Linked DNA regions of Homo sapiens: region 2 is linked to region 1. A link is an interaction called in ENCODE POLR2A ChIA-PET data of the cell type or tissue named here. Cell type or tissue: OCI-LY7. All regions are shown on one strand. Links, peaks and the distances in the headings refer to the core of each region. The heading gives the core; the rest is flanking DNA.

What was found. Peaks named below come from ENCODE experiments on the same cell type or tissue, not always from the same donor. Only the 100,000 strongest peaks of a DNase experiment are listed, where the experiment ranks them.
Region 2: POLR2A ChIA-PET joins it to region 1 with 17 read pairs; 3 of 35 experiments call an interaction of 5 or more read pairs at or near these places.

What each region holds. Positions count from the first base shown.
Region 1 is chr14:60,642,638-60,650,968 of GRCh38, reverse strand. SIX1 (SIX homeobox 1) reads left to right here and starts at 1,492. Exons shown (of 2, transcript NM_005982.4): 1 at 1,492-2,339; 2 at 4,392-7,548. The coding sequence starts at 1,780. The coding sequence ends at 4,686. It overlaps MIR9718 (microRNA 9718), which reads right to left and starts at 2,321; the gene lies at 2,258-2,321. RefSeq lists a silencer at 1,336-1,575 and enhancers at 1,586-2,206, 2,207-2,828, 2,829-3,450, 3,451-4,073, 6,503-7,065. In OCI-LY7, for the core only: no CTCF peak of the experiment used is centred there; no DNase peak of the experiment used is centred there.
Region 2 is chr14:61,072,590-61,080,920 of GRCh38, reverse strand. It overlaps a transcript of SLC38A6 not described here. Among named protein-coding and RNA genes, the nearest start is that of SLC38A6, 96 kb to the right of the region's middle. In OCI-LY7, for the core only: no CTCF peak of the experiment used is centred there; a DNase peak (open chromatin) is centred at 4,180; H3K4me3 peaks cover 461 bases; H3K27ac peaks cover 2,563 bases.

The sequences.
Region 1 (8,331 bases), core at 240-8,239:
ATTCTGTTTTGAACTTATCTAATCAGAGATAAGTATAGTCATAAAGTCACTCTCCTTCCACCATTTGGCTTCCCTTATCTCCACGCATTGTTCTTATCTCCTGCTAGTCTCAGCTACTGACAATAGATTATCTTTGTTTAGAGAGGCTAATTGTTTTCAAAATCCTTTTAATTATTGCTTTGGAACTAGGTGTGCAAATGAGGCTTAAGATAATTACAACTTCACTTGTTTGTGCAGTTTTACTAAGCATTCTCCACACATAAACAAAACAGCAGATGATGGGACTTAAATTGCAGTGCATCTCTCATTCCCTGGCAGCAAAATAGGCCAGCATTGCAACACACACACACACACACATACACACACACACACACACACACACACCTCTTTATTTAATCTTCTTGGAGCCGCTGTCGTTCTCGCTTTGAGGGCAGTGTCCCTCTCAGAGCAGGGTAAGGATTATATTACAACCGGACGGTTATTGGAGCCGGGCACAGTTTTATTTAATTTACACCACATCCAGCGCCTTTCGTACGAGGTTCCCAAAGCATTTTTGCTAATAGCAAGTAAAGCCTCTCGGCATTCCTCAGTAGCAGAGGTGGCACTGCAAAACACAACCGCACAGATGGGGAAATTGAGTCCAGAAGCTTCAGGAACCTGCTGGTTTCAATCGCAGAACATTAAGATACCAAATCACAAATGAACGCTCGGAGTCTCTAGGTGCTCAGCAAGTATGCTCTAAACAGCTCTCTGCCTGGTCTCAAATCATGGAGGTCTTTTGTGAACGAGGGAAACGCTGTCCGACTGGGAGTACTTGTGCCCTTTGGAGGGTGGTGTGCAGCAGTGGGGGGAGGACAGTGGTAGTTGGTGGGGGGAGGGAGGAGGAAATAGGGTTGGACTCCTCGAGCTGAAGCCAACCCGAAGCCACTCTTCCAGAGGCTGCATGCGCGGACCCTGGTCTGCTCTTGAATTATTTATCGCGTTCCATAAGCTATTCATCAATCCATTATTTATTCATTCCAACATTAAAGTAATTAAATATGAGCTCACCGGGAGAGGGCAAGTCTGCAAGGGATGAGGACAAGAGTACGGAGGGAGAGGGGAGGAATTAAGGTTTGGAGTCATTGATTTGTGCGGAGTTGTGCGCGACTCCCCTTAGGTGATACTGGCGACGGGTCCCGCGTTGCAGGGTCCTGACGCGCTCACCCACTCCCTACCTCCCCACACCTCCGCAGCGCAGCTCCCTCAGACCCCAACTGGCTTCCCACCTTTCCTCTTCCTTCTCCTCCCACCACTCCCTACCCGCGCAGCCCCGGCAACACCCCCAACCCCCAGCTCCGCAGCCTCGCCCTCCCCGCTCTGGGCGGTGCGGCCTCTCTGCCCAGCCGGGCGGCGCGCTGGCTGGCCAGCCCCGGATAGGCGCCGCCGGCAGCCAATCAGCGTGCCGGGGACGCTGCGCGCTTTAAGGCCGCTGCGGGGAGAACAGAAACCAAGTTCCCCGGCAACTAGCAGCATCCACCGGGCGGGAGGTCGGAGGCAGCAAGGCCTTAAAGGCTACTGAGTGCGCCGGCCGTTCCGTGTCCAGAACCTCCCCTACTCCTCCGCCTTCTCTTCCTTGGCCGCCCACCGCCAAGTTCCGACTCCGGTTTTCGCCTTTGCAAAGCCTAAGGAGGAGGTTAGGAACAGCCGCGCCCCCCTCCCTGCGGCCGCCGCCCCCTGCCTCTCGGCTCTGCTCCCTGCCGCGTGCGCCTGGGCCGTGCGCCCCGGCAGGCCCCAGCCATGTCGATGCTGCCGTCGTTTGGCTTTACGCAGGAGCAAGTGGCGTGCGTGTGCGAGGTTCTGCAGCAAGGCGGAAACCTGGAGCGCCTGGGCAGGTTCCTGTGGTCACTGCCCGCCTGCGACCACCTGCACAAGAACGAGAGCGTACTCAAGGCCAAGGCGGTGGTCGCCTTCCACCGCGGCAACTTCCGTGAGCTCTACAAGATCCTGGAGAGCCACCAGTTCTCGCCTCACAACCACCCCAAACTGCAGCAACTGTGGCTGAAGGCGCATTACGTGGAGGCCGAGAAGCTGCGCGGCCGACCCCTGGGCGCCGTGGGCAAATATCGGGTGCGCCGAAAATTTCCACTGCCGCGCACCATCTGGGACGGCGAGGAGACCAGCTACTGCTTCAAGGAGAAGTCGAGGGGTGTCCTGCGGGAGTGGTACGCGCACAATCCCTACCCATCGCCGCGTGAGAAGCGGGAGCTGGCCGAGGCCACCGGCCTCACCACCACCCAGGTCAGCAACTGGTTTAAGAACCGGAGGCAAAGAGACCGGGCCGCGGAGGCCAAGGAAAGGTACGCGGCGTGCTTCCCGCGACTCGGGCGACCCTAGGAAGCCGTCCTTTCTCCTCCGCCCCCTCCCGCCCCCGCAGGCACCAGCCACCAAGTCCTCCCCGCCGGCCGGAGCCCGTCCACGGGGCGGCGCGCAGGCCCTCCGCGGCGCTGCAGCGAAAGTTCATGAACTCTGAGGTTCCTTGCTAAGGATGGGGCCTCATTTGCTTTGAGCACCCGCGCGTGGGTTTCTCTGGGATGTGAGTGTCGGGAAATATTGGCGCTAGATTTGGTCTTTATGCCTCCCTGGCTGGCCGCGGCTATGAGTGGTGGGTGGAGAGTGAGTTTCTAAATCAACGGGCAGTGAAATGTTGATTGGTGTCGCAAGGAAAGGGGTTTGGTGGGAGCTGAGGTTCGCGAACCTCTCTCCTCTTGCTCCCCAGAGGGGTGAAGCTGGCCTGAGACATTGGCTCTGCCCCCACTCCCGCCTGGTTCTCCACAGCTCTCTCTTGATAGTCTTTTGGTTTAGAGGTAGCCTGCTTCATTTCTCACTAGCTGGACAAATGGAGGAGACTTTTAAAGATACAACAAAAAGAGAGCTTTGGGGAGAGTTGGCGCTGCATTTACTCCCCGGCGCCCCAAATTAAGAAAGGGTTGATCCTCGCCGTGCTCGCTCGCGCGTGGCCCGGCACTGCAGCCCGTCGGTCTGGCTGACCGCGCCGCATGCCCAGACGAGGAAAGGGTCTCCAGTCGCAGCCCTCTCTCGCACTGGAGCTCACAAGGCAATATTTTAAAAATTGGTCTCTACTTTCCCCCACCTCGGGGCAACACCTTCGGCCACCTGGGCAGGCTCCTTCTGTTCTCTATAGCGTTTCGGACAGAGATTCAGAAGGACGGTGGGGAGGTGGCTGTGGCGGGGAGAGCGCTCCGCGAAGCCAAAGAGTTTGGGGGAAAACCTGAGCGCAGGGGCCGGTTAGGTTTTCCTTTGTTCGCTTCCAAGACTAGGGGCCGAAGATCTTGCTCCCTTTCTTGTCTTGGTGGAAAACCAGAGCCAGGATAAATTCTGCTGAAATGGGCTTGTCGGGAGACAGAGACTGTGAGGATAAGGGGAAAGAAAGGAGACAGACAGGCGCTAGGAGTCGGGAGGACTGACGAGCACTCGGAAGGCGGAAGCGGCGAGGGAAGCGAAATCCTGAAGTTAACCGGTACCGAGTGCCCGGACTGACGCCCCAGCGCGCCGCGCCCGCTGGCAGCCTGTGCGGGGCGGCGAAGTTTCCCCTGCCCAGAAAGGATGGGTTGGGGTGGGTGTTGGTAGGAAGTTTGAGAGGGGGACACGAGGGGCTGAAGAGTTAGCAAGTAACACAGGAACAGGGATTGTATGGTTGCAGTTAGCCTTTAGTTACAAAACGGCCGTCCTATAAGCCAGGCCCGAGGGCCGACTCCAGATGAAATCAGAGACTGGCTGCGCTCCCTGTGTTTACTCAGGTCACTGGGCCGCGCTGGGCACCACTTCCCATGACCTGTTCTGTGTCTGCAAAACCACCAACTCTGGGCTGGGGCAGGAAAACGGGATGTTTAATTGTCTCCTCATATGCGAACAAGGCAATGGACTTGATTCACCCCAAACATTTGTGCATTGGACTCTGTCCTCTATCATTTCTTTATCACCAATATCTATTTATTGAAAGATTTTCAGTTACATTTAAATATGTTGCTAGTTTATATGTATTTAAATGTAACTGCTTGAACAAAATTTAAAACATATATTTTGTATGTTTCAAATAAATCCTGCTAATCTATCACTTTCTGAAATCTGGAAGAGAAAAGGACCTGGCTCCTAACAGGAGGCTCTGTCCGTAGCTCTCCATTTCTCCAGGTTCCTCTGACTCCTCACCTCCCCCATTACCCTTGGGGATGGGTGGAAGGGTAGAGCTCCTCCATTTGGGTTGGTGACAGATTGCACAATGGCCCTTTCCTCCTTCCAGCTCCCCTCCCTCCATCTCACACTTTTTTTTTAACCTACTTTTTTTTTTTTTTTTTTTTTTTAACCATATGGTGTTGTCCTCTATTTCTTAGGGAGAACACCGAAAACAATAACTCCTCCTCCAACAAGCAGAACCAACTCTCTCCTCTGGAAGGGGGCAAGCCGCTCATGTCCAGCTCAGAAGAGGAATTCTCACCTCCCCAAAGTCCAGACCAGAACTCGGTCCTTCTGCTGCAGGGCAATATGGGCCACGCCAGGAGCTCAAACTATTCTCTCCCGGGCTTAACAGCCTCGCAGCCCAGTCACGGCCTGCAGACCCACCAGCATCAGCTCCAAGACTCTCTGCTCGGCCCCCTCACCTCCAGTCTGGTGGACTTGGGGTCCTAAGTGGGGAGGGACTGGGGCCTCGAAGGGATTCCTGGAGCAGCAACCACTGCAGCGACTAGGGACACTTGTAAATAGAAATCAGGAACATTTTTGCAGCTTGTTTCTGGAGTTGTTTGCGCATAAAGGAATGGTGGACTTTCACAAATATCTTTTTAAAAATCAAAACCAACAGCGATCTCAAGCTTAATCTCCTCTTCTCTCCAACTCTTTCCACTTTTGCATTTTCCTTCCCAATGCAGAGATCAGGGAAAAAAAAAAAAAAAAACCCAAACAAACAAAAGCACCCAGGCACCCAGTCTGAGTTCTGGGCAACTGATACGCCTGTTTCAGCAGCCTTTCTTTTTTTTCAATGAATGGGAATTGCAAATCAACTGGATTTTCATTATTTCCTTTTAATTTATATATGGAGAAATGTGAAGAGGGAAAGGAAATGGAAAGAGAAAGAGAAAGGGAGATAAAAATAGTGAAAATAAGAGCCTCCAGGCTCAGAAGAACTGATTACATTCTTAAGGTGAACAGGAAAAATACAATCTATAACTTTCTTTGATGAGGAAAAATTAAGTTTACATTTTTCATATTTAGTGTTAAACAATTTAATGTAGATTAAAATAAAAGACCAGTATTAGGAGGAAAAAACAAGTGCCTAAATGTCTTAATGCTCTCTATGTGAGACAGAAATAGACGTGACCATTAGTAATGCAACTATTTTTGTCAAATTTAGTGGGATTTTTTGGTTGTTGTTTGTTTTCTTGGGTTTTTTTTTTTTAAATGACAAACTCTAAAAATGTACCAATGTGAAAAAACACTTTCCTGAATGCCATTACTCATGCCCTCAAAGCTTTCATATCTGTAGCCTACTCCTGTAAAGGGTTTCTCCTGTTTCTAGTTTCTAGTTTGCAAAGGTATGCCAACGAATCTGGCAACCTGGTATTTGTTACTAAAACAGCATGTGTTTTCAGGTTTCTTTTCTATTGTACCTAAAGCAGTCTAAATTAAAACTTAGTAGAACACCAGGAGTATGATTCTGTTTCTGAAAGGTGAGTGGTGTATTGCTGTCATTGGGCCCTATTTTTTTTTTTAAATATATTTTTCTTTCTTACTTAATGGTGGCTGTGAATTGCAGGGTACTTTGAAGGCCATCATCTGAACCAAGAGTAGTAACTAGATTAATTATATGACAGAAAGAGTGAATTTAGCCTTGGGGTATTTATTAACTTCTATTATTTAGATATGCAATTTTGTTTACCACTATCTCTTCACAGCATTCATATGTTAACTAAGCTCTTTTGTGTTAACAAGTTTATGACAAGACTGTGAAAGTAAAAATAATTTATCTGCTTGAAGACAAAAAAGGGAAGGAGAACAAGGATAGAAACATTGTGAATTAATTTGTACAAATAGAAAGCAGACCAGCAGGACAGGAGCTCTTTTGCAGTGCTGCCGGATGGTGTCTAGAAAAATCCCAGTAATCATGTAGGCTCCATATTATTTTTGCCTGGGGCAAAATGATGTATCTTCTGTATTTAGCTTTTAAAATTAGTGAAACAAATGGCATTATTTATTAAAATTCTACTCAGGATAACAGGATTGGCTTGCTTGTGCTTTGTAAAATATTGTTCCCCAGGGAGAATCTATTTATTTTCTGACATGACAGTTTCATAATTTTGATTTTTTCCCATCTATAATTGTCACCATTAATATATTATTTCTTTCTTACTCTTTCCTATTTCTGTTCTGGTCTAGAAAACTGAGGTGTGCTTGGGGAAATCAAGGCCTTATTTTTTAAAACTGTCAAATAGCTTTGAGTTCCAGGGAGAAATGGTCACTGTACTTAACTGTACACACTTTTACTTATAAAGTCGTTTTTCCCCCTCAGTGATGGACAGATGTGCACACAGCCACTCAGAGACCATCATTTGGTTTGGGAGCTCAGGGTCCCAATCTCCCTTGTTAGTGTTTTGGATCATTAAGTCGGTGTTTATTTAAGTCACTAGGGTGTTTATTCTCCCTGTCTTGGGCCACGGAGAAATGCCACCCTCTGCAGGAGGGGCTCTCACAGGGAATCTCCTCACATTCTTCACATTCACTCCCCAAAACAAACACCCTGCACAAAGATAGCTTTCAATGACCCTGACAGGCTTCAAAGGACGCTGCGGAAATCTCTCTGGAAAATAGGAAGGGCCAATTACTTTAATTTCTTACATGCCGTCTCTTCCTACTCCGGTGACTACCCTCCACTCTCCCAGCTCCGCCTGGGATAATTTTAGGCTCGTGGAAGTTGTGTCTCGCAGGGCGCCCCGGCCCACTTCCTGCTCCCTTAGTTGGTGAATCTTGGAAATGTCTGCAGATCCGGCGAGGAGCAAGAGCGCTGGTCCTGTAAAAGCCCCCGTGATTACTGCTTGTAAACTTGTTAAAAGGACAATTTTCTGTCACAGTCATAAACTCTTTGTAAAACCCCTGGCACTAAATCCAGAGCGCGCATATTCCAGATGTGTTTAATAAGAAATTGCACAATGTGCCTCCTTCCGCCATCCTCGGCTCAGTCTGGGTAAAAGGGGCGAGCAGGAGGAGGCGAGAAAGCTGGATATTGCTTTGAGTTTTTTTGGCAATCATTTCAGAGAGATCATTAGGGGAAACTAACCATATTTTTTTCTTCCCTCGAGGAAATCTTCGAGAACCAGCTGTTAAGGGACCTCCAGTTTACCTTCTGGGCGTCGCAGTTTAACTGAATCTAAAGCCACTTTTCGTTTCTCCTCTACAGATGTCATAACGGTAGCCAAAAGTAATGAACAACGGCTTATAAATAGTTTGTAGGACGAAACCATACAGCATTGTGCCAAGTGAAATGAAAAAAAAAAAAAACACTCGAGTGATGTTTATTTTTTAACGTTTTAAACCTAAACACGCGATTGTTCGAGTCCCCACTCTCTGCTCGCCTTGACCTCTTGGCTGAAAACGAAGCTTCCTAAATTCTCAGAGGCCAAGGGGTTTGGCTCCCGGTTCCCGAATTTTTGGCTTAGTGGGTAGGGGCTCAAGAGCCCAGCGAGCTACAGGGACGGAGAAGGGCACCGCTGGGGCTGGGCACCACCGTTCTTGAACCTGTTCTCTGGGCTAGGACAGCGTGGCTGGGGCCGGACCCCGGGCCGGAGTGGAAGCTTCCAGAAAGAAGCAGTGGCGTTGGCACTTATGGATGAGCTCTGAGTTTGCTGAGCAGCGACCCTTATTAGCGGCTCTCCCTTGTCCGCTGAGGGCCAACGGGACACCTGGCACAGAACTCGCGCGGAGCGGGCCTTCCTCTGCTCTGTGGCAGTGGCACTGCTGCTGCTGCACCGAACGCGGCGGCGGCTGAGGCTGGAGGGGGCTTCATTTCCTACTGCCTCCCCACCGCCTGCAAGTCTTTGGCAAAGTCCGAAGGCAGGACTCCAGGTTGTGGATCCAATAGAGGCTTGTATCCCGCACTTCTCTAGCGGCAGAAGAACTGAAGATCTTTTCCTGTCATCCGCGCACTTCGGAGGCTGTTCTTGCCATTGGGCCCTGGAGAGGCGCGGGAAGCTCGGGCGCCGCTGTCCTCGCTCCGCGCGGGGCAGAGCCTCCTCTCCACCGGTTCAGAGAGAATCGCGCGCATCTCAAGACCCGGATCATAGC
Region 2 (8,331 bases), core at 321-8,320, 430 kb before region 1:
CCCTCGCGCTGACAATGCGTGTGTGACATCATGTGTAAATGAGCCTTAAATTTGAACCAGGTGCCGAGAGCTGTCTGGCGTCTCCTGGCTGCTGTATTAACCACTAACATGCACAGGGGGATTCTGAGGCAGTAAAATGGAGCGAAACCAACAGCAGTGACCAGGGCCCGGTGCAGCAGCTGTAGCAGAGAACATTCAAATCACACCCACCCGACTGGGCCTGGGCCCCCGGGTCCTGTAAAGCATATTTCCGGAGGGCTGGGGAGCCTAGGGAATTTGGCTGCCTTCATGCAGAGACAAAAGCTCCCCATGCAAATCAAACCACTTCGACTTGCTTCCCAGACTTGATTCTGAGCTGTTTTGATTTGCATCCATGAGGGTAGAACTCAAGTTCAGACTGAAGCTGCAGTTGGTAAGAACCAAAACCTATTGCATGCAGGTACAGGCAGTGTAAGATATATTTTTGGAAGGCACAATTTCCAAAGGAGAGAGTCAGCTCCAAATTCTCAGGTGCTATGACTTTCACCAGGCTGGGACCTGGAGAAAAAAGTGTGCCTTTGTCCATTTGGCATCACAGAGTCCCTCAGCTGAGCCTCTCCCCACAATAGGTCACATAACACGCCAGCTCTAGAGAACACGAAATCAAATTTGGAGGGATGGAATTAGGTGTGTATAGTGGGTGGGTGTCCTTATCATTGTCAGTCATAGGTATGAGAAAGTAGATGAAGAAGAGTAAAAGCAAGTTAGGAAGAAATAGTTCTTTAAAAAATTAAGCCTGCATAAAATTAACAGGTTATGTTGTTGTTGTTGTTATTGCCTTTTAATGCTTATTGTTCATGGTGCCCAATCTCAGGTTATTAACAGCTTGGCCATGTTAAAACCTGTATCCTGATCATCACTAGCAGGCCTACAGCAGAGACTGGAGACAGTGAGGATAAGAAAGAGGTGTACCAAGTGATCCTCTCTTGCTGGGGACTGTTCTAGAAGCTCTACACATGCTGGGGAAAGGAGCAGAAGCCAAAGACAGGTGAAACTCCCATTCCATGGATCCCACAGGATTTCAGCCTCAAAGAAATCCTTCGTTGTTCAGGGCACACTCTTAAACCATCAACACTCACCAAGTATACTGCACTGTACCATGAAGTCTCTGAGGTGGATGGGTAAAGTAGGGATGGGAGGCAGGTTCTGGATGGAGGATACAAAGGAGTTGGCAGATGTGGAACCTTTCCTAAAGGCTGTCGCAGGGTGGTTAGACATACAAATATACAAGAATTTGTATATTTTATCATTTAGAGAAATTAAATGTAGCATCAAGATGTTGAGCATAGGTTTCCTGAGTAATGGAGCAGTTACATTAAGTCATAGTCAGGTAAGTCCTTCTAGAGGAGGTTGAGTGTGGAAACAGGTTTTGAGGGAGAAGAAACGCTTTGGAGGGGAAAGAGAAAAACAACATGAATGGTTTGTGCAAAAGTTTGGAGGCAGGAGGCCGGGCACAGTGGCTCACACCTGTAATCCCAGCACTCTGGGAGGCTGAGGTGGGTAGATCACCAGAGGTCAGAAGTTCGAGACCAGCCTGACCAACATGGTGAAACCCCGCCTCTAATAAAAATAGAAAAATTAGCTAGGTGTAGTAGTGTGTGCCTGTAATCCCAGCTACTCAGGAGGTGGAGGCAGGAGAATCGCTTGAACCCGGGAGGCAGAGGTTGCAGTAAGCCAATACCCGCCACTGCACTCCAGCCTGGGCGACAGAGCGAGACTCTGTCTCAAAAAAAAAAAAAAAAAAAAAAGTTTGGAGGCAGGAACTCATAGGAAGTCTCTTAAGATGCCAGAGGTCTTGACCTGGCTCGGTGGCTCACGCCTGTAATCCCAGAATTTTGGGAGGCCAAAGTGGGCGGATTGCTTGAGCTCAGGAGTTCGAGACTAGCCTGGGCAACATGGTGAAACCCTGTCTCTACAAAAAGTACAAAAATTAGCTGGGCATGGTGGCGCATACCTGTAGTCTCAGCTACTCTGGAGGCTGAGGTGGGAGGATTGCTTGAGTCCGGGAGGCAGAGGTTGCAATGAGCTGAGATCACACCACTGCACGCCAACCTGTGCGACAGAATGAGACCCTGTCTCAAAATAAATAAATAAATAAATAAATAAAATAAAAAATAAAAATAAATAAATTAAATAATTAAAAAAAAAAAGATGCCAGAGGTCTTAATAGGATCTGAGGGCATGAGGAATTTTCCAAAACTCCAGAAAAAGTTCCTCATATGCCCAGGAGCTGAGACTTAAGAACAAATCAAGTGTGGTTTTTAGATAACTAGCCCTTGAAGGCCTAAAGTGCTTCTTTTTAGCTTTTGGAAGACGATGGCACTAGTCCAATGCAGAGAGGCAATTAATCTTTCTCTACCACTTCTACTTGATGTAAAGTCCAAGCTCAGCCTGGGTCCAGCATTCTCTACATCAGGATCCTACCCTTCAGCTTTACTTCTCAAATTGCTATTACATCTGTGCTCCTGGCAAAATTTTTACTTGTCATCTCCAAAGTATACCTTGTATTTTCCTGTACATATTGTTAGTATTTTCTTTCCAAACAGGAGTATCTTCCTTTCATTCTCATTTCTACTTTGGTTATCCTTCAATTTTACTTCAGTTGTTGCTTTCTTCACAAAGTCTTCCCCACTCACCCAGAAGGCAGTGAACCCCACCTCTATGAGCTTATCCAGCAGAGCTTTTAATGTTCATATTACTCACCAAGATATGTCATTCTTTCAACAAGCACGCACAGATGGCCTCATGTGCATGTGGCACATGCAATAGCCACACCCTGCGCTTCAGGGTATTACCGTCCCAGGTATTGTATAGAGGTCACCTCCATTGGATTGTAAGTTCCAGTAGTTTACCAACTAAAGAAAAATACTGTACCTACCTAACAATGCTTTGTGACAGGGAAAATCAGCTATTCACAAATGAGGCTGGAAATATAATTTGAGAATTTGCTCTCGCCAGAATAAAGTTCTAGATTGCTACAGTAGGGCTCTCTGATTTATTAAAAGCAAATTACTTTTTGTTTTACTATAGAAGTAACAACATTATGAAATGTTTAAGTAACTGAGTGTGGGAGTGATTAGACATCTTTTGGGAGAGTTGAGTAGAAAAAAAAATTGAGGAAAGCCATTTTACACTGAAATTAAAATGTATGAATACAAGTCTATTTATGTAGTCTCATGAGCTAATAAATTGAGAACCATTCTGGATGAATGAAAGCAAAGAATTTATTTGAATGCAAATGAATGACAAATCTTTAGACAAAGACAAGGAGAGGCTCCAAGTATTTTGCTTCCCTGTGAAATGTAAATATTATTATGGTATAATCCTTACTGACTTTTGATATATCATATAAACTTAGGAAGTTATATAGTAAAAATGTCCTGTGTTTTTTTCTGAATTCTGAAGTGTTGACAAAAATTTTGCAAATTTGTAAACCAGAACTTATTTAGATATTTTTCGCTCCCAAAGGTTAGGATTAGTAATGACTGGGGAAAGAGTCAACTAGGTCATCAACGAATTTTGTAATCAAGATCTGTTTTTGTATCTACTTCTTTCCACCTATAAGATAACTGAAGTCAATGAGCATTAGAAGTGAAGAAATCTTTACTGAATTTTTGAATATAGACTGGTTATTTAGACTGATAGTTTCCAAGTGTTGGTCTATGAGAAAGTTTTCACTGGTCTTTGATGAGATAAATAACTATGTAGCAAGTTTTTCACAAAGGTTATAACCTTCCTTAATTTTTTATATTGAAAGTGGCAAGTTTAATATCCTTAATCAATTTATAAAATAAAAAGTCTGCAATCTTATCAATGTCCCAAGATTCATTTTGACGTTCTAAAGTTCCAAAAGAAATCTCAAATCTGGGAAACACTGAATTAGACTACTGATGGTCTAAGCTATATTTGGATTTTTAAAAATTGTGTTTGTAGAAAGTCACAGAACACAGAAATGGATTTCTGACATTGTTTCGTAAGACATCCAAGTTTTCTCAGTCTAGTTGACAACTACTGGAACACATCCCTGCTCTACTTGAAGACCCATATACCTTTCCTTTGTCCAGAATTTCCTCTGAAATACTTAACAAAGGAGAAACAACAGTGCTGTGGCAATGAACCATGACTCAAGAGGACACAAGGCCGGCCAAAATACTGTCTGGCTGATGTAACAGAACAGATTTAGGTGCCACATTTTAAATGAATAAAGCAGCCTTCAACACAGTCAATATTGACTATGTATCTGCTATGAGCAGAACCTTTTTGTAGAAAAAAACTCCAACAGTTGGATACACTTTATTTACATGGTAATTAAGCACACAGCCTTTATAGTCAAACTTCAGTTTCTATTCTTAGGATGGCATCTTAAGGATGTATAACCTTGAACAAGTCATTTAACCTTACAGTCTCTCTAAACTTTAATTTCTAATCTATTAAATGGGGAATATAACTGTGCTTACCTCAGATTACATGAGAATGTGCTTGGCATAGAACCTGGTCTATACACCGAAGTGCCAGCTCAGTAGTGTCATATTATTTTATGAGACTAATGATCTTCCATTCATTTAAAGTATGAAACTTTTTCAGATTTTAGCAGGTTGGAGAACTGGGTAAGAAAACCAGGGAATTATAAAATTTGTTTCTACTCTTTTTCCATGGGAGTGCTCTTCCCTAGGGGCCCCACTCCCTCTGATTCCTACTGCCACCATCTAAGTAGAAGTTGAGTTGAAGGCCGGGTGTGGTGGCTCATGCCTGCAATCCCAGCACTTTGGGAGGCCAAGACGGGCAGATCACCTGAGGTCGGGAGTTCAAGACCAGCCTGATGAACATGGAGAAACCTCGTCTCTACTAAAAATACAAAATTAGCTGGGTGTGGTGGCTCATGCCTGTAATCCCAGCTACTTGGGAGGCTGAGGCAGGAGAATTGCTTGAACCTGGGAGGTGGAGGTTACAGTGAGCCGAGATCACAGCATTGCACTCCAGTCTGGGCAAAAAAAGTGAAACTCCGTTTCAAAAAAAAAGGAAGTTGAGTGGCTCTGATCCCAAATACATACACACACACACACACACACACACACACACACACACACACACACACACACACACAAACAGGTTGATCTATGGCACGTTCTTGGAGCCTGATTTCTGAACTACCAGGCTTTGTTACAGAGAACCTAGCAAGATGACCGTAAGGGGAAATGTTAGAAATTCTAGAACTGCTCCAATCTCCAAGATCTACCTCTGTGGAGGTCTGGTCTCTTGTCTCTAAAAAGAGGCATTCCCCTACAGGTACAATTGATGACTAGTAAATAATGAGCCCTTAAAGCAATGAAATGACAATATATTGCCAATGAGATGTCAAGGAAAGTTCAATACACTTTGAGAATTAGGAAAAGTTGGTTCAATCACATCCCTCATATGAGGATCGTCCCACAACCCTCCTGATGTGCCCACGGACTCTGGGAGGAAGCAAGTGGCTTACATTTTTTCTTGGCCATCTCTGCCTTTGAATTTCACTTTTTGAGGTTTCTGGATCACCTGGATAGCATAAGGCTGTATGTGTTCTGTCCCATGTGAGTCTAAAGAAGGGTTTACATGCACAATTCTGTTCACACAAGGTATTTTTGTGTCTACTGACTTTATTAGTTTCAGGAGACAGAGACAGGCAAATTAAAACTGAATATTAAACGCTTCTGTTCTTAAAATGCCCGTCAGCCACTTTTCCTCTAGACTCCCACCACTGGGTTAGCACTCTCTGCCTCTTTCCCTTTGCTTTTCTCCAGTTCCCAAATTCACATTTTCTCTTTTATGCAGAGTGGTTTAGCTATCTCTCTCACTTCCTCTCCTCTTGCCAACCATTTTCATAGGGTCACATTTTTTTTGATTGAGGTGAAATTCACATAACATAAAATGACCCTCTTTAAAGTATACAATTCACAGGCATTTAGTAAACTCACATTGCTGTGCCACTGTATAAGAATTCACCGTTCATACCTAAATGACTTATCAAGATATTCCCCACCACCACCAAAAAAAAAAAGACATTAAGGATATTTCCCTTACTAAGAGAAGTTCTGGTGACAGCTGCATCAAGCAGCTTCTTATCCTTTTGGAGAAAGGGACAACATTTGTGAAAGAAGAAAGAAAGAAAAGAAAGAGAAGGAAGGAAGGAAGGGAGGGAGGGAGGGAGGGAGGGAGGGAGGGAATAATAGGCTTGTTCACAGAAAGTTCTGTGGACAGAATTGTGTCTCCTCCAACCCCTCAATTCATATTGAGGCCCTAACCCACAAGTATTTCAAGATGGGGTCTTTGGGAGATAATCAGGGTTAGATTAAGTGATGAGGGTGAGACCCTCATAATGGGATTAGTGGCTTTATAGGAAGAGGAACAGAGATCACTCTTTCTCCACCATGTGAGGACACAAGAAGGCAGCCATTTGCAAGCCAGGAAGAGGCCCTCACCAGGACCAAAATAATTCTAGCCAGCACCATGTTCTTGGACTTCCCAGCTTCCAGAGCTATGAGAAATAAATTTCTGTTAAGCCATCCAATCTATGGTATTTTGTTATAGTAGCCTGAGCTAAGGTAGATGGTGACTTTTACAAAAAATAATTTTCAACTTTACTTACTGCTTCATGGAATGTCAGTAACTTACTTTGCAAATTATTCAGCAAATATAAATGTATTTACAGTTGACCTTTGAACAATGTGGGGGTCAGAGGTGCCCACCCACCACACAGTTGAAAATCTGTGTACAATTTTTGACTCTCCCACCAAAACTTAACTGCTAATAGCCTACTGTTGACTGTAAGCCCTACCAATAACAGTTGATTAACACACATTTTGTATGTTATTTGTATTATATACTATTTTCTTACAATAAAGTAAGCTAGAGAAACAAAAATGTCATTAAGAAAATCATAAGAAAGAGAAAACATATTTACTATTAAGTGAAACTGGATCATCATAAAGGTCTTCATTCTCATTGTCTTCATGTTGAGGAGGCTGAGAAGAAGGCAGGGGAGGGGTTGGTCTTGCCTTCTCGGGGTGGCAGAGGCAGAAAAAAATCCCCATATAAGTGGACCCACACAGTTAGAAAACCCATGTTGTTCTAAAGTTAACTGTATATTTACATATAAATATAATTTATATGTGAGTCACAAAATAAATACGACCAAATGCTAAGTTTCAGTGGTAGGTATATGGGCATATTATTTCAACTTGCATTCATGTTTAAAATTTTTCATCATAAAAAGATGGTAAAGAACTTACAGAGGAGAGCCTTTCCATTTAGCTAATTTATACTTAATTATTCAAACAAACCAAATTTGATAATAGATCCAAGGATTAGTTGGCCTTTCTGAGTTAATGATAATACAGGATCCTGGAAGAAAAATATAAATGAATGGTGTCTGCTATGGGTTAAATGTTTGTTCCCCCCAAAACTCACGTTGAAATTTAATTGCCAATGTAATGGTATTGGGAGATGGAGCCTTTAAGAGGTGATTAGGCCATGAGGGCTCCACCTTCCTCAGTAGGTTTAATATCATAATAAAAGTGCTTTCAGAAGAAAATATCTGCAAACTACCCATCTGAAGTGGGATTAAGAATCAGAATATATGAGGAACTCAAACAACTCCATTGGAAAAAATATAATAATCCAATCAAAAAATGGGCAAAATATTTGAATAGACATTTCTCAAAAGAGGACAAACAAATGGCTAACAGACATATGAAAAGGTGCTCAACATCACTGATCATCAGAGAAATGCAAATCAAAATTGCCATATCATCTCACCCCAATAAAAATGGCTTTTATAAAAAATACAGATAATAATAAATGCCGGAGAGGATGTGGAGAAAAGGGGAAAGGGGACCTTTATGCACTGTTGGGGGGGATGTAAATTAGTACAACCACTGTAGAGAACAGTTTGGAGGTTCCTCAAAAAACTAAAAATAGAGCTACCATATGGTCCAGCAATCCCACTGCTGAGTGTATACCCAAAAGAAAGAAAATAGGTATACTGAAGAGCTATCTGCACTCCCATGTTTGTTGCAGTACTGTTCATAATAGCCAAGATTTGGAAGTAACCTAAGTGTCCATCAACAGATGAATGAATAAAGAAAATGTGGAACATATACACAATGGAGTGCTATTCAGCCATAAAAACAATGAGATCTTTTCATTTGCAACAACATGGATGGAACTGGAGACCATTATGTTAAGTGAAATAAACCAGACACAGAAAGACAAACATCAAATGTTCTCACTTATCTGTGGGATCTAAAAATCAAA